Linked DNA regions of Homo sapiens: regions 2 and 3 are each linked to region 1. A link is a contact called in ENCODE Hi-C or POLR2A ChIA-PET data. All regions are on one chromosome and are shown on one strand. The core of a region is the stretch at or near the end of the contact, and the rest is flanking DNA. Distances in the headings are between cores, read along the strand shown.

Region 1 (3,883 bases), core at 406-2,905:
GGGTGGGAGCCCTTGCTCTGCCAACCTTGGGAGGGCTTCATCCATCTCCTGGACACTCCCAGGGCCTGAGGAATCCTTGACGTCCCCTCTAGGTGCAACCCATGTCCCTGTGTGCATCCCAGGGGTCATCCTCAAATACTACCGTGGTCTTGGTGTCCAGAATCTTCTTAGCAGGTGGGGCTCTCCTTTCTTCACCAGCCTGTTGGGATCAGCTCAGCCAGTCTGGTTAAAGGACAAGTGGCTCTGAGCTTTATTGTAGAACTTACTTTGTTTTCCTCATAACTTTCTCTTTCCATGTCTGCAGCTGCCATTGTGTGGGGCTCCTTGAGGATGGGGACCCCCTGTTCTCTCAGCTCCACTCCCCAGCATGAGTCATGGTCTCTCTAAAGACCCCCTGGCCTTAAAGCAAACATCACCAGGTGCACTCAGCAAGGCTGGTGTCATCTCTGGATTCTCTTCATAACGCTATGGGAACACAGGAAGATAAAGCTCAAAGTGGAGGGAAATTTTTGGTGGCTTTGGGTGTTGGAAGTGGTGCAGCTCCCCAGGACCCCAGCCCCTCAGCAAAGCCGCCCTCAGATACTGTGTATGGGCTGTAGCAAGTCTGTTGATTTCTCATGGGGTAACGCCCTCCTTGGATGTTACTCTTTGCAGTTTACATAATACTAGACACATATTATTTTCTTTTATCTTCATACAACCCTACATTTTCAGCATTCTGGGAATTAACCACAGGCCCCACTATCTGGTGCCCAGAAAGACATGGGACACCCTTGGAGAGGAGCACTTGGCCTCTTTGCTGTCCTCGGACTTAGTGCAGGGTGGTGGGTGCCGGGTGCGGTGGATGGGGCTGGGCAGCAATGATGGTGCCCTTTACTCTTCTCCATTTACCTCCAAGGTTCTTCATGGTCTATGACTCCAAGGTCTGAAATGATCTCATTTACCCCACATGATAGATGTGGCCCTTCCAGATGAGGAGTTCAACAAGACTACATGGTAGAGCAGCCAGAGAACCCACTGGAAATAAGGCTCAAAATAAGGAGTAACCACAAAATAAGGTGATTTATAAAGGTGCATTAACTTATTTCACTAGAGAGGCAGCATTTTATTGAGTAAAGAGCACTGGGTTTTTAATCTCAGAGTCAACTATACGGTTCTGCTGTCTGTCTAAAGATCTTGGTCAAGAGTGTCTCCTTTCTTCCCTTGTAAAGGGATGAATGGGAATCCCCACCTTAGAATCTCTATGACATTATGAAGCTGGAAGTAAATAAGGGACATAGACAACCTTTCAGAATCAGCAAGGGTTGTCCCAATAGGGTGTTGGCTACAAGAATTATTTCATGAAAGAATATCTCAGGGATCACAGTTGAGCTGAATCTGGATCATTCTTTTGACCTGTACTGAGGAAAAGACAGGGATTTGAGTGCATTTAGGGTGAGCTGGCATTTTTCACTTCTCACCTCTCCATGCAATGATGCTGTCTGCTGGCCCCAAAGGCACTGTATTTGCCATCTCTCACCAGAGCCTTGTCAGAGCCTGCTGCAGCCAGGGGCTGGGCATGCCTAAGAGCCGGGAGCCACTGTTCCCAAGTGGGCATTACAGGGTTAACTTGTGTCTGTGGCCAAGGCACAGAATCAAAGTAGGATGAGTCACCTCTTGTGCATTTCTTACTTCAGCCCTCCTGCCACTTTAGAAGTTTCTGATGTTTAATTTCCTCGTTTCATTCCAGAGACAGAGAATGCTGATTCACTATGCAGTGAAACATGCCTAACGTGTCAACAGCTAAATGCCCGGTGACAGTGTGGTTGTCTGGGCAACAGAAGAAGTCACCCACGCAAACACTTAAAGGTGAGCTGTGAGAGTTAAGCAAGCGGGAGCTTTTCACTGAGTGAACTCACGTCCACACAGGGTGCGTGTTCAGACTCACGGGGCAGCTCCAATTATGGGGAAGGTCGGAGAAATTCCAGGCTCCGAGGAGTCCAAGACAGCATTCCAGCTCATTCCTAATTTTATATTCAGGTTCCTTAAAACAAAAACTTCACTATGAGACATTCAAACCCTTTGCATGTTACAGTCTGCAAAGTTTGAAAAGCATTTCCTTCCTTAGTGTCTCTGAGTTGCCCTAAATACTTTCTTTCAACCAGCAGGATAGGGGACAGTAGGTTTTTGTGACTACTTAAGTCTTGGCAGCAAGAATGGGGCCCCAGAAGGCGCTAGTGTTTCTGGAACAACCGATATCAGGGCAGATGTCTTGTGCTTGGCCCCTTGGTGGGCCACTTGCCTGGAGTTATGGGACAGGGATGAGCATGTTCCTGCCCCTGAGGAGTTCATGGTCAGTAGGGGAGGCTGCATAGACAAAACTCAACCCCTGGACTATGGCTGTGGCCCTGGATGGCCCAGAGGCCCAAGAAAATATTGGGCAAGAGTACCTCTTTTCTTCCTCTGTAAAGGGAGTAATAGGAATTCACACACTACAGTCATTGTGACAGGATGCATGGGTGGGGGTGTGCAGGGGACTTGAAGAGGCCACTGCATCCCAACTTTCTCTTCTGCTGATTATTTCCTTTAAATAACTTCTTGTGGATATTGCTTATGAGCAGATGCCTTGCTAGGTGGGAAGGGGGATGGAAGTGAAAACACATAAATCATCATCTCTGTTTGTGGAACTCGAGGTCAGGTGTGGAGAGGGCTGAGCAGGTGAAACTGAGTCTCCAGGTTGGGGCATGAGCCAGGGGCTGAAAGGGGCTCTCCCTGTACTGGCAGGGAGGATTCTCTTCTTCCCTGCTCTGTGGTTGCATGTGGCCTGCCAACCGTTTCTCTGTCACACCATGATGCAGTCATGGGTTGTCCACCCATTGATCTCAGGCATCTGTGGTCCTCCTCAAGGGAGAACACATGTTGGGTCATCTTCGTCTCTGATCTTTGTCCCTGCTGTCCCTGATCATGCTGGAGGTCAGGAAGGAGCTAGGCTCACAGGTGTGCCCAGGTGTTTGGCAGGGCAAAGGCCTGGGCTGAGACTCTACAATCTTGGGCTTGAGTTTTCCCATCTGTAGGACAGGAGCAGGGCCAGCATCCTAGGTTTGTGGTGAGGACTGGTTGAGGGCCACACCAGGCTCCTGGATGTGGCCGGCTGACCAGGGCTGGGTGTCTCACTGGCTCGCAACAGGGAAGAACAGAAATTGAGAGTAAATCAATGTGAACTTTACAGCAATTAGGCAGAGTAATTTCATATCTGTTGAATCTAACAAAAAATGGGATTTGTGTTTTGTCTTCATTTCATTTTTCTAGGACCATACTTATTTTACAAGAGGAACAGTTTTCAATGGAATGGATATTAAAACACACACCTGGATCCCTTTACCACAGGTGCTTTGAGAGGCACCATCAAGGACAGTGAGCTAACGCAGGTAACTCAGGTAACAGGGCGGTGAGCTAATGCAGGTAACACAGGTGACAGAGTCATGGGCTAATACAGGTAACACAGGGTAGTGAGTTAACTCAAGTAATATAGCTAAGCCAGGTAACCCAGCTTACACAGCCAACACCTGGCAGTGGGCTAACACAGTTAACTCAGGTGCTCACCTCGGGCACATCCCCAAGGCCCCTCGTGAGGTGGTCTGATGGCTGTCTACATGTGCCCCTGGACATCTGTATCCTGATGCAGGGGAGCCTGGCAGGAGAGGGGACCCTCAGACTCTCCCTCAGCCACACAGGGCAGACATCCTCCACGTGGCTTCAGCTGCAGCTGTCAATTGAGTGGTGGGCAAGGCCATGCTCTGGATAGTCTACCTGGTCCTCGGTGAGGCCCAGCCCCACTGACAAGCATTTGGGGTCTGTTTAATTGCTCAGCCTGTCTGCTGCTATTTGTCACATGCTAGTATTG
Region 2 (3,883 bases), core at 677-3,176, 240 kb after region 1:
CACATGGCTCCAGCTATGGTCTTTAATGACCAGGTCGGAGATGAGCAGACACTGTTTAATGCCATTGCTTACATTAGAAGAAAATCAAACGGTGAGCTGGATTCAGAAAGCCCATCAGCTGATTTTTTTTTCTGATTATTTTCCTGCCATCATATACATAGCGAGAACATTAAAATAAAACAGGATAATGGGATTTGGTGATCAGAATTGTTTCTGCCTGTGTATTACCATTGACACCAGGCAACTTCCAACCACTGGTGGGTGAAAAGCTATATCCAGATGTACTGGGGCCAGAGCAGAAATGAGACCTCTGGGCAGATCCTGTCCCCAGCACAGGATCCCAGATGGATGTGGTGCATCCCTCCAGACAATGGGCTGCTGTGGACCCTGTGAGACCTAGTCCCTCCCTCTGTCCTTCCTTTGGTTGTCGTTCCACTAGGCCTGTAACATGCTTTTCCTGGGCATCCTCTTCTCTTCTGCAGCCTTGTCCTTCCCTGTTCAGGCACAGTTTCTTGTGTCCAAAGCTGAGACTGCATTTCCTCCTCCATAGACTCCATCTCATTCTCTGCATGATCTCTCTGAGTCTCTAGCCTGTGACCCCTTTCCTTCCAGGTGCCTAGCACATGTGCTGCCCTGTGTACTGCTGGCTCTCTGCACCTGAGCTGCCCCTTGGCCTGAGAGTTGGGTCTCTGATATAGGCTGACCCAAAGATTGTGCTCAACCAATATTCTCAGAAGTTGTTTTTTCATTTTACAGGGAAAAGCCTACATCTTTTTTTTTTTTTTTTAATTATGTGGACCAATAGTTCCAGGATACTGTACTCTTCCTTCAGTGCTGAATTTCTAAGCATGATTAATTTTGTTTTGAGGACTTCTTGGTCCTGGTTGCTAATAATGTTGAAACTTCATTACACATAGCATTTCACCTTAAGATGTAAGGTAACTCTCATGAATATCCTGTGGTGATTTGATTTCCATCCCATAAATAAAGAAACTGGGGCTCACCCAGTAAGTGGTGTGAGGAGGATTCAGTTCCACTCTTCTATCAAGCACATTCTTCTTTGCTCTTTACCATCTGAGCTAACCCTTTCCTGCAGGACACCAGCCCAGGGCACTACTAGAGCTGGGACTTGCACAGCCAGAGTACATTTTCTTCCAGGGCCCAGGGAAGGGTTTCTTGGCCTTTGCTTGGAGAGAGATTCCAAGAAATTTTCTAGAGATTCTTTCCTGGGGAAAAGGGGAATGAAAAAGAAGAGAGACAGATAGAGACAGAGAGAGATAAGAGATAAAGACATGGAGACAGATAAGGACAGAGAGAGATAAGAGATAGAGATAGAGACAGAGAGACGGACAGAGAGACACAGAGAGATAAGAGATAGAGACAGAGATAAAAAGACAGAGAGATAGATAGTCAAAGAGATAGAGAGAGAGAGAGATGTAGAGATAGAGAAACAAACAGGAAAAGAGAGGCAGAGAGATAAAGAGACAGATAGACAGAGACAGGGAGAGATCAAGAGAGCCCCAGAGGAGAAGTTCTTAGGCATCAAGTCATGGTGGAGGAGCCCAGCACACAAGGCTGTACAAGGAGCCTCCTAGGCCTTCATTCTCCCTCCATGTGCCTCCACGTGTGTAAGAACAGCCTTCGGGGGCTCACAAAAGAGGGCATCTGGGGCTCCTAAATGAGGCTGCAGGACAAAGACCCACTGGGTCTCACTCAGAACAAGGCAACCTGCTTCACCCAGCAGCAGAGAAAGGATGTTGTCAGGAGCAGAACAAGAGACTCCAGGCCGCATTCAAAGTGTTCTCTAACAAACACAATTCCAGTGGCATTGTTCCCCAATCAGAGCCCCATTGACTGAGTGGCTCTTGTTATCTGACCTTCCTGTGAATGTCTGGGAGCGCTCCGAGCCAACACAGCCTCTTACGTAAGAGGATTTTAGAAAGAGCCCTTTGTGCCAGCAGGTGGTGAGGACATATCCACGAGGGCAGGTCTTCCGCACCTTTCCTCATTTGCTGAGGGCATGAATGGCTGGGACCTGGGCCTGCAGCGGGAACAAAAGCCCATTCACAGGCACAGTCTCCGGAGAGCTCCCGCGGGATAATGCAGGGCTCTGGCTTCCAGGTTCGCAGCACGCACTGCTCCCGCCCACCCACTCCAGACTTCCGAGTGGACTCTGCAATGTGATGCTGCAGGTGGGAATACAAGTTCATTTTCCATTGTGGGAAAAAAAAATGTGTGGAAAGCATCGTCATACTATTATTCAGAAACATCTCTTCTAGACAGTTCCTCAGTCACTGAATGGCTGGGTTTGCCTGTTATACCCAGGCTCAGCTGAGGTGCCTGGGACTCTGAAATCTTCTCCACCATGCGAACACACATCAACAGGGTTAGGAGTGGATGGGCACAGCCCTGTCCTCACCTCCCACCTCTGTGCCTCTTCACGGATGCGACATTTATTCCACTCTGTTGTGTTCTAATGAGGCACCCTGATTCATCTTCAGCTTTTAGGGCCAACAATAACTCCTGCTCCCTTTTTTACCCCAGACTCTGGCCTTTTCACTAGATGTTTCCAACAAGATTAGACGCTGTTAATGCTCCAGGTGAACTATGTTCTTTTCTTGTAGGCTCACATCACATCTGTGACCTAACAGGTATGTGCAATTTTTCTTTATTGTCCTATTCTCCCCAGTGGGGAGAGGACTGTGTCTTGGTTTGCTTCCCTTGAGACCCTGTACTAGCACAGCATCAACACTGGACACCATGGGGCAAATCCAAGCTCAGCCTTCTCTGTTCTCAGTGCTCACTGTGGGCCCCCACAGTCCCCACAAACAGTGGGAATGGGCCAAGCTGTGACTCCTGAACCTGTCTCTTCCTTGGAGGGAGCTTCATACATCATGAGCACAGTGTTCTTTTTATTTATTTGTTTGTTTGTTTGTTTATTTTTGAGATGGAGTCTCACTCTGTCACCAGGTTGGAGTGCAGTGGTGCCATCTTGGGTTCACTGCAACCTCTGCCTCCCAGGTTCAAGTGATTCTCCTTACTCAGCCTCCTGAGCAGCTGGGACTACAGGCGCGTGCCACCACACCCAGCTAATTTTTGTATTTTTAATAGAGACGGGGTTTCACCATGTTGGCCAGGATGGTCTCAATCTCTTGACCCCGTGATCCGCCTGCCTCGGCCTCCCAAAGTGCTGGGATTACAAGCATGAGCCACCGCACCCAGCCGTGTTCTTTTTAATGAACTAAATAATTTAAGTAATGCAATGGAAGAAGTTGGTGGAGAATCTAATCCATTTTCCCAGTCTGGGAATCAGCAATCTCACATTTGTCCTCCTGCCTCTGCTTGCCACTTTCTCCCTTTGGTAGTCAGGTTTTTATGCGTAAATCCTGATTCGTGGAAAAGAATTAGAATTCATGGTCTACTTCTGATCCAGTGGCCTGTTAGGTTGGTAACAATCTTTATCATCAATGCAGCAACCATTCATCCTTTCCTAATGTTGGCAAGGTGTTAATTCACTAAATCCTCATAAACCACAGGATGCGGTGGGTAGCTGCCATTCTCATCCCTGTTTTATGTATGTGATAGCTGAGGTGCCCAGAGGGTCAGTCACCTGCTGGGCCACACACTGAGTGGGGAAACAGGGCTGTGGCCAGCTGGCCAGCAGGGCTGCTTGCTTAAGACACATTCTCAGCCACCCGACTGAGGTGCTCCTAGCCACAAGCCTTCGAATTCACTGTTGACACTGAGGCAAGAGATGATCCTTCAACTGAATATTGCAAAAAAGAATAACTTTGGAAATAAAGTACTAGACATGGAAATAAAAGAAATTTAGGAAACTTGTTTCCTAAGGAAAATTGTTCCTTTGCTGGGTCTGAGAGGTGAC
Region 3 (3,883 bases), core at 668-3,167, 210 kb after region 1:
CCTGTGTTTCCCCAGTCACTCCTGAGCTAAAAAGGAAGCCAGCTGTATCCAGAAGCACAAAGGAGTCTGATGCTAGACACCGTTAACGTGCTCTTTCCTTCAGCTGATGTGCTTCAGCTCCCCTAGTCTTCTGGGAACCTTTGAAAATATCCAGCTTCTTGAATTCCCACCTCAGACATCACCTCATCCAGAAAGTCATTCCCGACAGTCTGTCAGAAAGAATTCAAACCTCTTCTTCCTCTGTACCTCTGCACCAAGTCCGCTTAGCTCGCTCTGGTTTTTCATAGACTCTATTAATATGCAGCATATTATGACATTTACTTATTTGTTTTACTTATTATGTATTACCCTCTCCCAGAAAATAAGTTTTAAGAATAAATCTTTTTTTTTTTTTTTTTTTTTTTGAGATGCAGTCTCACTCTGTTGCCCAGGCTGGAGTGTAGTGGCACAACCTCAGCTTACCACAATCTCCATCTCCTGGGTTCATGCAATTCTCATGCCTCAGCCTCCCGAGTAGCTGGGAATACAGGCATGTGCCACCATGCCTGGCTAATTTTTGTATTTTTAGTAGAGACGGGGTTTCGCCATGTTGGCCAGGCTGGTCTCAAACTCCTGTCCTGAAGTGATCCACCCTCCTTAGCCTTCTAAAGTGCTGAGATTACAGGTGTGAGCCATCATGCTTGGCCAAGAAATCTATGTTTTTGTTGCTATTGGTTTATTGATGAATTACAAGTATCCAGAGTAGTGCTGGGCACATAGTAGGTGATCAAAACTATCTGTGTAGTGAACACATCTACCATCACATCCATATGGATCAATTCTGTGATTATTGATTGACATGCTTATCACCTGAAAGGCAGTGAAAGCTATGTGAGGACAGAGGCTGTGTTTTATTCATTGCTCTACATAGAGCAGAAACTGCAGTACTGGGCACAAACTAGTGTTGATGAACATTCCAAAGATAAGTGAAAAATCAGAGTACTGTGCAAATCTGTGCAAATCAGAGTACTGATTTTTTTTTTAACAGCATGCCTGAAGGGACCAGGTAAACAATAACAACAGCTCAGTAACTTGCAGGGAACACAGCACCTCCTGAGTTTCTCAAACCATGGACAGGGGAGAGAGACTCCTCTTGGTACCTGGAAGCTGTTGAAGAAGGGCCCCTTACTGTGGACGTCTGCCCACCCAACCAAATTCTCAAGAGAAGATATGAGTTGCCGCTGGTGTCCTGGGATACCATTCCTCCCTTTCACCATTGCTGAGTTGTAAGGCAAACCTTACTCTACACACACCACAAGGCACAACACTCTCCGCTCAAGTCTCTGTCTCATAGAGTGTTCAGTGACAATCAATAATGTAGCTTCCTCCCAGCCACTGGAGATTTACTTTCCGGAGAGGGTGATGCCTTATATCAGACAGAAAGGGTACCACAATCACCTGGAGAGGGCAATGGTCTACATCAGAGACCAAGGGCACCCAGTCACCTGGGGAGAGTAATGGTTTGCCTCAGAGACCAAGGGTACACACCTCTTCTAGAGGGAGTGATGCCTTGCATTCAAGACCAGGAGCCTCCACCTCACCTGAGAACAGACTCTCCACCCCCATCCTATACCTACTGAATCAGCATCTGCAGTTAACAAGGCCCTGGGGGTTTATATACCCACTGAAGTTGAGGTGCAAACCAGTTTAATGCAAGCTGTACCATGCGACGCCTCTCACTGCTTCATCAGTTCAAACTAGCTAACATCCAGGTTCACTTTTATCAAGTTAAAGACTTCTCTTCGCTGTCAGGCGTGTACTTGGAAACATATGCATTGACATGTGGAAAACACAAAAACAACATTGACAGGGACACATAGGTGGCCGTGCAGGTATAAAGGAAACAATTCAAATGAGATCAGTACTTGGAGTCACATTCCATACAAACCATAGAGCAGGGGTATTCTTTGTAATAGGGAGCGGTGAGTGAGTTATACGTTTCTAGGATGGGCTAGGGAAAAATACTTTCCTCTGTTTCAGTCAGGAGAAAAGGATGTGGATGTGGATTCCAAGTAGTTGAATAATTTGCCTGAAAGAATTGTGGTTGCAATCATCTAAACGAAAGGCTTAGGGTAAAATGTACACCCATCTAAATATAAAAATTCCTGGGTCTCATTGCAGACCTACTAAATTAACATCACCATAGGTGGCCTAGGAATTGGTATTTCTATGCAGTATTTCTGTGATTTTAATGTGCAGACTGGTATAGGAAGCTGTAGTGAATTCTTATAATTTTGTGTGGCTTCAACATCCACTTTGAATATAGGTTTAACTTCCTTGTCACCCTTGACATGGTGCCTAGTTCTTTACCTGCTCCCAGTTCCTGAGCATGGTTGACCTGGACATCTGCCCTATAAATCATCCCCTGCTGACCACTTTCCTATGAGACAGCTGGATACAACCTACTTGACTTACCTCACTGACTCCCACCCCCAGCATGGATCTCACAGATGTGCCACAGTGATCATGTCTCAGTTGCAGCATGACTGCACGGAGCTGATGCCTGCTGGCTCTAATCAATTAGAACTCCCCTTGGGAAGCCTGCTGGGATAATGCCTTGGACTCCAATGAACACTTTGGCCCGTAGGTCCCTTGTTCTCTCTCTTGTTCCCCATCCACTGTTTGAACGTTTGTTTCCCTGTTGGCTCCTCCTTTCCCACTGGCCCTGTGAAGCATGCTGCCTTCTTCTCTCTGGGATCTGTAAGAAACTGCTTCTGTGATTTCATGGATTTTGTTGAGTTGCCTCCTCTTTCTCATCTGATCCATAGACCAGAGAATAACTTCTCTCCTGGGCAGGGCTTTCCTAGACATTGGCTATCTTAGTAGGAATAAACTGAACACAGGTGAGACATGATCCACAAGGGCAGTAAAAATCAGTTTCTGTGAAAGTGATAGCTGGTCACAAGTGACACTTAGGTATCAGCCCATCCACAAGGATAAAGAAGTATCTTATGAGAGGCACACTGCAAACATCTATCACCAAATTCCTGAATCAGGGAAGTGCTAGAGTTTATCGCACTCATGTGAGAGAGACCTGAAGACTAAATTAGAAAGAAAGAAAGAAAAAAACAACACACACACAACAGAAGCACAAATACAGTCTCCCAGTTTGGCACCCACCCTTTGAGTGAGGTACCTGTATGACAACACAGTCAAGAACTTGGGCAGCCACTGTTTTCAAAGTGCTGGTGACTTTCCAGGCAGCCTGCTACATCCTCCTTTAGCAGTGCTTTCAAATGTCATGCAAAGTTACAACTTGTCACCTTTATTTTCCCCAGATTAATAACGTCCTACCATTTAACACCGTCAGAACAATTCACATTCCACCTTCTTCTCTGCTTCATAGTTGTGTATAAAGTTGCTTCCTTTCTCCACTAGAAAATGGGCCAAATTGAAAAATAATTAAAAAAGGAAACTTTTAATTTCAGAATTAGTTTATATTACAGAAAGTTTGCAAAGAGAGTTCTTATATATTTCACACCCATTTGCCCCATTATCAGCATCATATATAAAACCACACCATATATATATTCATATATTTATATATATTCATATATATATGAATTCATATATATAAATTCATATAGATATAAATATATGAATATATATGAATTCATATACAAATATTTTTATATATGATTTCATATATATTCATATATTTATATATGAATTCATATATATTCATATATTTATATAAGAATTCATATATATATTCATATATTTATATATATGAAATCATATATATAGGGCATGTTTATTTGTTACAATTAATGAATATTTTGGTAAGAGGATTTTTTTTTTAAATCATGAATGGGTTTTGGATTTTATCAAGTGGTTTTCTGCA

The links. Hi-C counts contacts between places; a loop is a spot of excess contacts on that map. ChIA-PET counts read pairs that join two places held with the same protein, here RNA polymerase II (POLR2A). Pooled maps may share reads with other maps.
Region 2: a map of Calu3 shows a loop between it and region 1 (6-fold over the local background). The contact joins two enhancer-like sites. A Hi-C loop is called at or near these places in 3 of 168 maps with a recorded cell type or tissue (Calu3, HepG2 and PC-9) and 2 of 50 pooled maps. POLR2A ChIA-PET finds 5 or more read pairs at or near these places in 2 of 52 experiments (PC-9 and activated T-cell).
Region 3: a map of PC-9 shows a loop between it and region 1 (19-fold over the local background). The contact joins two enhancer-like sites. A Hi-C loop is called at or near these places in 2 of 168 maps with a recorded cell type or tissue (Calu3 and PC-9) and 2 of 50 pooled maps. POLR2A ChIA-PET finds 5 or more read pairs at or near these places in 3 of 52 experiments (AG04450, HCT116 and PC-9).

The regions. Positions count from the first base shown.
Region 1 is chr7:45,976,621-45,980,503 of GRCh38, forward strand. LOC102723446 (a long non-coding RNA gene) reads left to right here. Exons shown (of 4, transcript NR_187744.1): 2 at 1,730-1,848; 3 at 3,289-3,407. Among named protein-coding and RNA genes, the nearest start is that of IGFBP3, 57 kb to the left of the region's middle. RefSeq lists an enhancer at 1,007-2,206. Within about 2 kb of position 1,656, at least 15 of the 41 ENCODE cell types and tissues checked have a DNase peak (open chromatin) inside an H3K27ac peak, as active enhancers do; they include PC-9, where a contact is called at or near this core.
Region 2 is chr7:46,214,210-46,218,092 of GRCh38, forward strand. No RefSeq gene overlaps it. Among named protein-coding and RNA genes, the nearest start is that of IGFBP3, 290 kb to the left of the region's middle. RefSeq lists enhancers at 1,542-2,043, 1,842-2,136. Within about 2 kb of position 1,927, at least 6 of the 41 ENCODE cell types and tissues checked have a DNase peak (open chromatin) inside an H3K27ac peak, as active enhancers do.
Region 3 is chr7:46,189,939-46,193,821 of GRCh38, forward strand. No RefSeq gene overlaps it. Among named protein-coding and RNA genes, the nearest start is that of IGFBP3, 270 kb to the left of the region's middle. Within about 2 kb of position 1,918, at least 2 of the 41 ENCODE cell types and tissues checked have a DNase peak (open chromatin) inside an H3K27ac peak, as active enhancers do; they include PC-9, where a contact is called at or near this core.